Regions from separate parts of the Mus musculus genome. Here region 1 is linked to region 2. A link is a contact called in ENCODE Hi-C or POLR2A ChIA-PET data. All regions are on one chromosome and are shown on one strand. The core of a region is the stretch at or near the end of the contact, and the rest is flanking DNA. Distances in the headings are between cores, read along the strand shown.

What was found. A loop is a pair of places that touch in the nucleus more often than their neighbours do. ChIA-PET counts read pairs that join two places held with the same protein, here RNA polymerase II (POLR2A).
Region 1: a loop to region 2 is called in a map of left cerebral cortex, with 3 times the contacts of the local background. The contact joins the promoter of Ska2 here to the promoter of Gdpd1 in region 2. A Hi-C loop is called at or near these places in 1 of 37 maps with a recorded cell type or tissue (left cerebral cortex). POLR2A ChIA-PET finds 5 or more read pairs at or near these places in 5 of 5 experiments (Patski and embryonic stem cell).

Annotation. Positions count from the first base shown.
Region 1 is chr11:87,107,308-87,111,900 of GRCm38, reverse strand. Ska2 (spindle and kinetochore associated complex subunit 2) reads right to left here and starts at 2,640. Exons shown (of 4, transcript NM_025377.3): 1 at 2,597-2,640. The coding sequence starts at 2,629. It overlaps Prr11 (proline rich 11), which reads left to right and starts at 3,187. Exons shown (of 10, transcript NM_175563.5): 1 at 3,187-3,260.
Region 2 is chr11:87,070,938-87,075,535 of GRCm38, reverse strand. It overlaps Gdpd1 (glycerophosphodiester phosphodiesterase domain containing 1), which reads left to right and starts at 1,399. Exons shown (of 10, transcript NM_025638.2): 1 at 1,399-1,700. The coding sequence starts at 1,559.

The sequences.
Region 1 (4,593 bases), core at 1,391-3,890, 35 kb before region 2:
TGAGAGGAATAAAATGTTTCTTTAAAAGTCAGAAGTAAACCAAGAAACAGAATCCAAGTATCCTATTACACTGCCTTTGTGAACAATCCCAAGTGGGTTCACTAAAGGAGGCCAGGAGACAAACACCTCTCAATCAGTTAGTGAAGGGAAAACATTAGTGAGCAAAGGTTACCCTACAATGGATGAGCTTATTCCGCCATTAGTAATGCTGAAATGATGAGAAAATACATTCTCATTAGTTTCACTGACCTTCCTTTAAATGATCCAGTTCAGCAACTCAGGCAGATCAAATCTACTAAACAATGGGATACTAATCCTCAAATCCTGGGCTACAAAACCCAAATTTGGGAATATTTAACTCTGCTAACCAAGCATTGGGTTTTAAAGACAAATGTTAAAAGGCAAATTTAATTTTCTGAATTAGATGTCAACACAGGAAAAATATCAAATAATTTATTAAGATTAGACTTTTTACCAAGTGAAGATAACTACTGCCTTTGCAAAGATAAATAGGCACTCCTATTATATATGCAAGGGCTCCTTAGCAAACCTTTTAAGTATTGTAAAGACCTACTAATAAAAGACGATTGCACAAGGAATCATTTATCTCTGGCTTAGAAAGTAACTTTCTCAACAGGTACTGTTTTTAAAAGAAAGGAAGGAACATGGCAATGTGAAGATGAAATGTCTTTTGTTGTCTAGTCAATAAAAAGCAGTTAATATTGAAAATCATGGTTAAAAATAATGTTTTTCAAGCCCTTGGTTATGAAAAAAAGTTCAGTAACTTGAAAATTGTAAATGCTACTACCATCAATGTACTTCAGGTTATGTTACAAAGGGAAAAGCTGTTTTCCTTTGATCCTCTGAAAAAAGAAATGTTAAAGCTAGACCATAATTTATACAGTATCTAAAATATGTTAAAGTTCAACAACCTCATAACTTCCTAAAACTTACCTTTAACAGGATGTTTAACTTGTATTTTCTTTAAGATAATTTGCTCAATATTTTTTAAAAGTTTGAGAATTGATTGCAATGGAAGGGTTAGATAAAGCTCAGAACTTGATCCACCAATTACAAAAAGCAACCCGTTAAAAACACAGAATTAGCCTCTAACAAGTAAAAATATCTCCACCTATTCCAGTGCAAGGAATTCATACTATGGGAGAGGAACAAGAGAATTTACATGCAGGTTGTTTGATAGACTCTAACCACAATATTTAACATTTTGTGCGTATTTTAAGATGGTAATCACACACCCACACACGAAAAATTCTTAAGTCAAATATTCATTTTTTCAAGATTTGGAAAGCAGCAGAAAATTCTTCTCCTCTTCTCTCCCCCCACCCCCGCCCCCATCCCCACACTCCCTCCACAAAGAAAGTTTTAAAATACAATGTTAAACAAGACTGGAAATCTTTCTAATAAAATGTGTTTGAAACACCTGAATTAATTAACCCAAGAGAAAAGAAACTGAGGCCTCACACCTTCTGGTGTGGGAATGGGGAAGTCGGGGTGGTACTCGCTATCTTCCAGGATCACCCCAAAGTCTATTCCAAAGCAGAAGTTACAAACTCAAGATTTTCCTTGGAGAGAGTGGCTCAGACACAACGGATACCTACGCAGAGGGAAAAAGGGCAGACTGCAGATGGAGTGTTTTACTTTTTAATATTAATCTTGGTATTTTTTTAAAAGGGGGCTGGTGGTCCGATGATCAATCTGGAAGAAAAGTGATCATGCAAAAAGAAGTCTGAAGACAGAACAAGAAAACTAAGAAAAAAGGCGCGGCGATCTAGCGGGCAGTGGAAGGATGGGAGGGCGGGAATAAAGAGAACACTGATGGAGAATGACAAGGCCACTCGGCTGGACGCTCAGTGCACTCCAGCCTTGCCCGCAGCCGCTGAGGGCCTTCGTCCAGGGTTCTCCTTGCACAGAGGAAAGGAATTGAGCATCTAGGAAGCAGAAAGCCGGGCCTGGGGCAACGCCGCTCGCGCCCCGGGAAGGAGCTCCAGGCTCGGTCCCCGCGGCGGCTCCTCTCCCAAGCCGCAAAGAGCCCAGTCTGCGGAACCGCGGGCAAGTTTCTCGTGCAAGTCTAGCATCTTCTTTCAGACTGTCCCAGCTCGCCTGCGAGTAGGTGCATGGTGGACTTGAATTTCTCCGCGCCCCTAGACTTCTGCCCCACCTCATCCTCCATCCCCCTTTTCGGGAGACGTAAACGACCTCTCTCCTCCTCCGAGCTATTAAAGACCGTTCCAGTCACGCTTGGGCAAGGAAGGTAGAAATTCGTGAGGCGGTATCTGTGCCGGGCGCGGCTCCTGGAGCCGATGAAGGAGAAAACCAGGACCAGGGAATTACAAAGGCCCCACACCCTCAACATCTCCCGCCATTTCCCTCACGAGTTCCCCGGATGTAACCCCTTCCCCCGCGGCGGTTAAGAGACCAAGGCGGCGGTAGCTCCCGTAGGTGCAGAAAGAAGGAACTCAATTCAGGTTCCAGCTTCCACAACCCAGTTTCAGGAGACTCTAAAATGCGCTTCACCTTCTAGGCCATCGGTGGAGCACATTAATTACCCAGTAGGTTTCCTTCACTCTCCACTCACCATCAGTTCCAGCTTATCGACCTCCGCCTCCATATTGAATAGTTGACATTCCTCAGACCGCTGAGGCGCTTAAGCTGTAAGCCGTGCTAGCACTGAGGCCCTCCATTGGACAGCTGTCACTCAACGTCTTGCGCTCATTGGCTAGTACGTTCCATCGGCGCCCGCCCATTGGCGCCTGGGTAACGCCCCTCGTTATAAAACGCACTTTCCTGTTGGACAAAGACACAAAACGCCGCAGGGGGATTGGCTGCTGAATATATGAATTTTTCCATTGGCTGCCTTATGGTCCCTACTTTCAAGTTCATACTTGGAAAAGAGTTTGCGATTGGTGTACTCGGAAGCAGCAGCAGCCAATGACATAAAAGCTTCCACTGCGGGCCTAGGCGACGTGACACACCTCCTTTTCTCTCCGGCTTCCCCGCCCCTTCTCGCCCGCCTTTCCTTATTCATACAAGAAGCGCCTCAGTTCCGATTGGCCAGGATGTGATGCTCTTTTGGCCAATCGTAGTCCAAGCTGTGCTTTGATCCTTTCAAGACAACGAACCCTGTAGAGACCACGTCTACGATTGGTCGCTCGTCGGCAAAGATTTAATTTTGAAATTTTCTTTATGGTGTGGAAGAGGCTTAGGCCCGAACTTCGTCTAATCCCCAGGCTCTTAGACTAGTAAGTGCAACGACGTTTTTTCTCTTTGTTACCTGGTCCCGTCTTCCGTTACTCGAACTGTTGATGACTGGGTTCTTATGGAGGTGGGGTCTTGAGCTGGACAGGGAAGGGAGATGGAGCAGAAAAGGAAAGGTTTCGGGCAGGAGAAGAGCTCCGCTGGCAACATCTGAGACACATTTTTTATTTAACACTGCAATATATAGTTTGAAGTGATTGCCTTTTTGCTCAGTCTTTGTCGTAACTTTTTGCTTCTCAAAGGGGGCCCACCGACTGGCGGTAATTGGCTTCTCTGGGCGCTAGCGAAAAATGCAAATTATAGGAATCTACCCAAATTTCCTATCACAATGTTTATTTAACCAGATGCTCTCCCCAGCCATTCTTCAGCGCATTTACGTTTATGGAGAAGTATTTTATGTCAGGTAATTTTACAGTGTTCCATGATGCAAAATGACTTCTGACATCTACTTTAAAAGTATACCCCTTTTACTGTGTGTCTAGTAGTGTGCTGGGTAAGACTAAGGACCTGTGGTCACTCTGAGAAAGACACAGGGAAGAACCGGGTGGGGTTGGGGATAGCAATGCTTCACGACTTAAAACAAAATTGACTATAGGACAATGGCAGAGATCATGCTTCAGCATTCAAGGCAAACCAACTAAACTGATGATGGAAATTAAATTGACTAGAGGGGGATGTAAAACATGTGTTTTAGAATAGTGATGATGAAGTAAATCTGTCACTTATGCTGCTGCTACAGTTTTAGAAGTGCCCCTGGCCAAAGACCTTTCCATATAACTGATGGAGTTCTTAAAGAACCAGCAGTGTCAACTCATGAAGAAGACTAATTATATTGTTCTGAGACAGGAGCTTGTGTATCAACAACTAACCCAGACTTTTTTAAATTTTATTTTTTCAGATAAGGATGTATATTTAAATATAAAACAGAAATATTTTAAGTACTATTAAGTGTTTCAAAATACCTGTCTTTTTTGTTTGTTTGGTTGGTTGGTTGGCTGGTTGGTTTTGGTTTTTCGAGACAGGGTTTCTCTGTATAGCCCCAATTGTCCTGGAACTCCCTCTGTAGACCAGGCTGCCCATGAACTCAGAAATCCGCCTCCCTCTGCCTCCCAAGTGCTGGGATTAAAGGCGTGTACCATCACTGCCTGGCTTCAAAGTACCTGTCTTAAAACAAACCTTTCATTTTGGGTAATTGTATAAAGCCTGTTAAAGTTACTATAGCCCCATAGTCTATTAGAAAAAGTCATGGTCTCTGGAGACTTATAGGTCTTCATTATACTTCATTGTATTATATTAGGCAGATAGCTAGTCTAAGCC
Region 2 (4,598 bases), core at 150-2,649:
TATTGTAATTGATCCTATTTTCCCAGATACATTTAAAATAGTGTCCTGACAGGATTAGATATTTTAGTCCCAATGTTTGTGAAATAGAGTGTTTACCACCTTTCCAAAAGCTGCCACTTGACCCAGCAAGATGGCTTAGTGGGAAAAGGAGCTGCCACCTTAGGTCTCCTTAGGTTGTCCTCTGCCTTTACACGTGCACACACATACACTACACAGGAAATAAGTAAATGCATAAAAAATAAATAAACGAGATAGGATCGGGTGCAGCAACCCTTGCCTGCAGTTCCAGCTAATGAGCTGGATGAAACCAAAAGACTGCTTCACCCTTAGGAGTTTGAAGCCAGCCGGAGCTCAATACTGTGAGTCTGCCTGTTGTTGCAATTGTCCTGGGACTCAAACCCCTGGCCTTAAGGGAAGGCAGACGCAAGTGGATCTCTAGCCCTATTGTCATAGCGAGTTCCAGATCAGCCTCGGTACATAGTGAGACCCAGTCTCTAAGGGGGGGGGGGGCCGGGGGGGAGGAGACAGGAAGGGAGGGAGAGAGAACGGAGAGAGGAAGGGAGAGAGGAGAAAAGGGAAAGAAAAGAATCCCAATACTTAGAAGGCAGAGGCAAACTGGTCTCTGTGAATCAAGAGGCCAGCACACAGTCAACACAGTGAGACACCCTGTCTCAATAAACAAATCCAAACCTTGAATGTGCTTGGAAAGTGCTTTACAACTGAGCCACAGCCACAGCCTTTGTGGCTAATTACTTTGCATAAAATACGATCCACAGCTGGGCTTGCCTACCATCCCAACACTCTGGAGGCTGAGGTAGAAGAACCTGAAGTCGAAGACTCTATCCTCTGGTATATAGTGAATTCAAGCCCGGACTGGGCTAAGTAGATCCTATCTCACAAAACCAAGACCCTGCCCCCATAAAACGTGGTTCCTACTGTATTTCTAGTTTGTAAGGTAGGAGATGAAAAAGAAAAATGGAAAAGTTAGTTGCCAGTCTTTATAGGAAAGGACTTAGTGGTCAGTTTCTTTATTCATGTTTATTTTGTACTGGGGCTTGAATCCCGTACGATCTAACCAACTAGGCTACGAGTTCGAGGTATCAGTAACAATTCTTCGCTTTTCCCACAGAAAGGACTAGGACCTGGCCTGGAATCCTCCTTTGATGCACATTTCCCAGTTACGTCAGATTTTCCCCGAAGGCTATCCTGGCTTGAGAGCGTTTTCGGCTTAGGGACTGCCCAAACAAATCCAAACAAATAAAACCACTGGCAAGTTTCCAACCTCTTGCCTCGGGGTCTTCTTCGAAGCACCTGCGCGTGGGACCACAGCTGCCAGACGCCCAACGCTCCGCGCCGTAGCGCGCCTGCGTATCTGAGCCCCTTTGTTGCTCGGGCGCTGGGGTCGGGCTGCGCCTGCGTGCTGAGTCCGCACGAACAAGTGCGCTACGCCGAGGGCACCGGCTGAGGGCGAGCAGACCTCGAGCAGCTGCCGGCGCTGCGGCCGTTGCTACCATCACAGCACAGTCGGGGTCTCAGGCCCAGAAGGCGGTGACCGAGGATGTCGTCCACCGCGGCTTTTTGCCTTCTCTCTACTCTGGGGGGATATTTGGTCACCTCGTTCTTGTTGCTTAAATACCCAGCGTTGCTGCACCAGAGAAAGAAACAGCGATTCCTCAGTAGGCACATCTCTCACCGCGGAGGTGAGAGGGGTCCCCAGAACCCGATGGCGGGGATGGGGGAGGCTTCCTAGCAGGAGGTAGAGGATGGGGATTCTGGAGAGGCTGACGAAGAATGGGCTCCTGGAACTGGAGGGCTTCCTCAGATGAGTGGTCCGGAGGGGAGGGAAGGAAAGGGGTCTCGTGTCCCAGTCCTGGTGGGCGTCTCTGGGGAGCTAGGGTGACAGGGCTTCTGTGAGGAGGAGAAGCGCAGGATGAGAGACAGAAGTGGGGCGTTCCTCGGCCGATGGAGGGATGATCGGGAGGTCCCTTCTTGGCAGCCTGGCACAAAGCCGGTGCAGATCCAGGAGACACCCGCAGGGGGAAGTAGGAACGGACAGACTGCTTGGAATAGGCTGGTGGCTGAGTCCGTGGGGAAGAGCTTGGGCTCCGGCAGAGCTGAGGATCTGCGAGTACCTGGAGCGAGAGCTGAGGAGTCTGCGATGCCACGCTCCACGCGTTTGTAATTGAGCTCTGGAGAGAAATGTCTCCAAACCAGGGACATTTTCCAAGGTCACAGAGTGTGGACTGAAGTGGCACAAGCAACTTGGAGAGTTCTGGTTCTAAGGATTCCAAAACCTAGCACCTGGGTTGTTGTTTTACTTTGATTTTTGAACATTACCCCAGCAATGGTTGGTGGGCTTCTAAAAGACTAAAATATTTAGCTTATGATCAGTCAGTATTTTTTTAAAGATGTTTCTCTTGCAAAAGTATATTGCTTTTATACAATATCAAGTATATAAGGGTTGAAGCGAGTCCGCTCCGCCTTCTAATTTACTATAACAGGCCACATCTTTGCTTCTTCACTGCTGTTCAATAATGTGGCTTCAGGACATTTCAATTTTTTTTTTTTTATAAGTAATAGTTTTAATTTTTTTTTTAAAGATTTATTTATTTATTATATGTAAGTACACTGTAGCTGTCTTCAGACACTCCAGAAGAGGGAATCAGATCTCTTTACAGATGGTTGTGAGCCACCATGTGGTTGCTGGGATTTGAACTCTGGACCTTCGGAAGAGCAGTCGGGTGCTCTTACCCACTGAGCCATCTCACCAGCCCAGGACATTTCAATCTTAAGGTATAAATTATGAAAATTTTCGGTCACTTTAAACTTTTCTTTAGGGTGAATATAGCACCGGGTTAAAATTGCCTGAAATGTATCATACAATGGTAAACTCTATAGTTTAAAATTTGATGGAGTACCGTAATGATTTTTGGTTTTAGATTTTTCAAAGATGGGGTCTTGCTATGGCGTGCTGGCTAGTCTGCAAATCACTATATAGACCAGGCTGGTTGTGCATTCTGCCCCCACTTTCCCAGTGCTGGGACAACTATCCTGGGACCATGACTTCTATTATGACAAATATGTCATAGAAATAAATACATTATCATTCTTTTGTACAGTTTTATCAGTTAAACACAGTTTCCCACTTTTTGTTTGGTTTTCTTTCTCTGTGGCCCTGACTGTCCTAGGACTCAATCAGTAGACCAGGCTAGCCTAAAATTCAGAGACCTACCTGCCTCTGCCTCCCAAGTGCTGGGAATAAAGACTTGGACCACCATGCCCAGCTCCTGGTGATTAATATGTCTGTGTATAGGCGTATGGCGTGTTTGCCTGTGAGTGTAGGCACATACATGTTCCAGAGCATGTGTAGAGGTTGGAGGACAGTATCGCATGTTGGTCCTTATGTTTCACTGTGTTTGAAATGAAGTCTTTTGTTATTCGAGGCTGGATTCACCAGTAAGCTCGAGTGTGGGAGTTGGGGATTCTCCTGTCTGACCTCCCATCTGCCAGGAGGGGCGCTGGGATTACAAACCAGATTCTGGTTCTACTACTTCTAGCTCCTGCACAGGTTCTGGGGTTCTGAACCAAATGATTCACTATGCTATCTATCCAGCCCAGCCCTTAACATTTTATTTTTTTAAAGATTTATTTATTGTTATATGTAAGTACACTTTAGCTGTCTTCAGACACACCAGAAGAGGGCATCAGATCTCATTGCAGATGGTTGTGAGCCACCATGTGGTTGCTGGGATTTGAACTCAGGACCTTTGGAAGAGCAGTCAGTGCTCTTAACCACTGAGCAATCTCACCAGCCCCCAGCCCTTACCATTTTTATTGTTGGGGTGTTTGTTTGTTTGTGTGGTTTGGTTTGGTTGTTTGGGTTTTCTTGTCTGTTTTTTGTTTGTTGGGTTTTTTTGTTTGTTTGTTTTGAAAGTATTCTTACTTGCTGTGTAGCTCAGGCTGGCTCTAAACAGAACAGACTTGAATTTAAGGTGTTCCTGAGTGCTGGCATCCCAGATATTTGACTCCATCAGTCTCCCCTTTGAAGATTATCCCTTTGTGGCCTAAATATATCATTGTATATCTGCACTGACTTTGTAAACAACACACTAACACACTGTATGTTACTGTGTATGTGAGGATGTTAATGATAGTATAATGGTAGGCAGATAATAACTACAATGTTGATTCATATACAGAGCACCTGAAAGATTATTATAGAAGGAGCTGGACCAATATTGCTTGCCTTCATAGCATTTAAATCTAGATGATGGCCTGGCAGATGGGTGGAGGCACCTGCTGCTAAGGCCAGGCAACTTGGGTTCAGTCTGAGGGACCCCACATGGATGGAGAAGAGAGCTGACTCATGCAACTTGTCTGACTTCCATGCACCTGTATGCACACACACAAAATAATACATGTTAAAAAAAAATCCGAGGTAAGGATGCAAAATGCAGTGTTTCCTCTTCTTACCCTATCAAAGATGAACTGACCCCAAACAATTAGGGAACACCACATAAAGGAGGGAAAATTAATGTAAACTGAGAACATAGGGACCTGGGAGATCATCACTCAGTGGGTAAGAGGGCCCGAGTTTG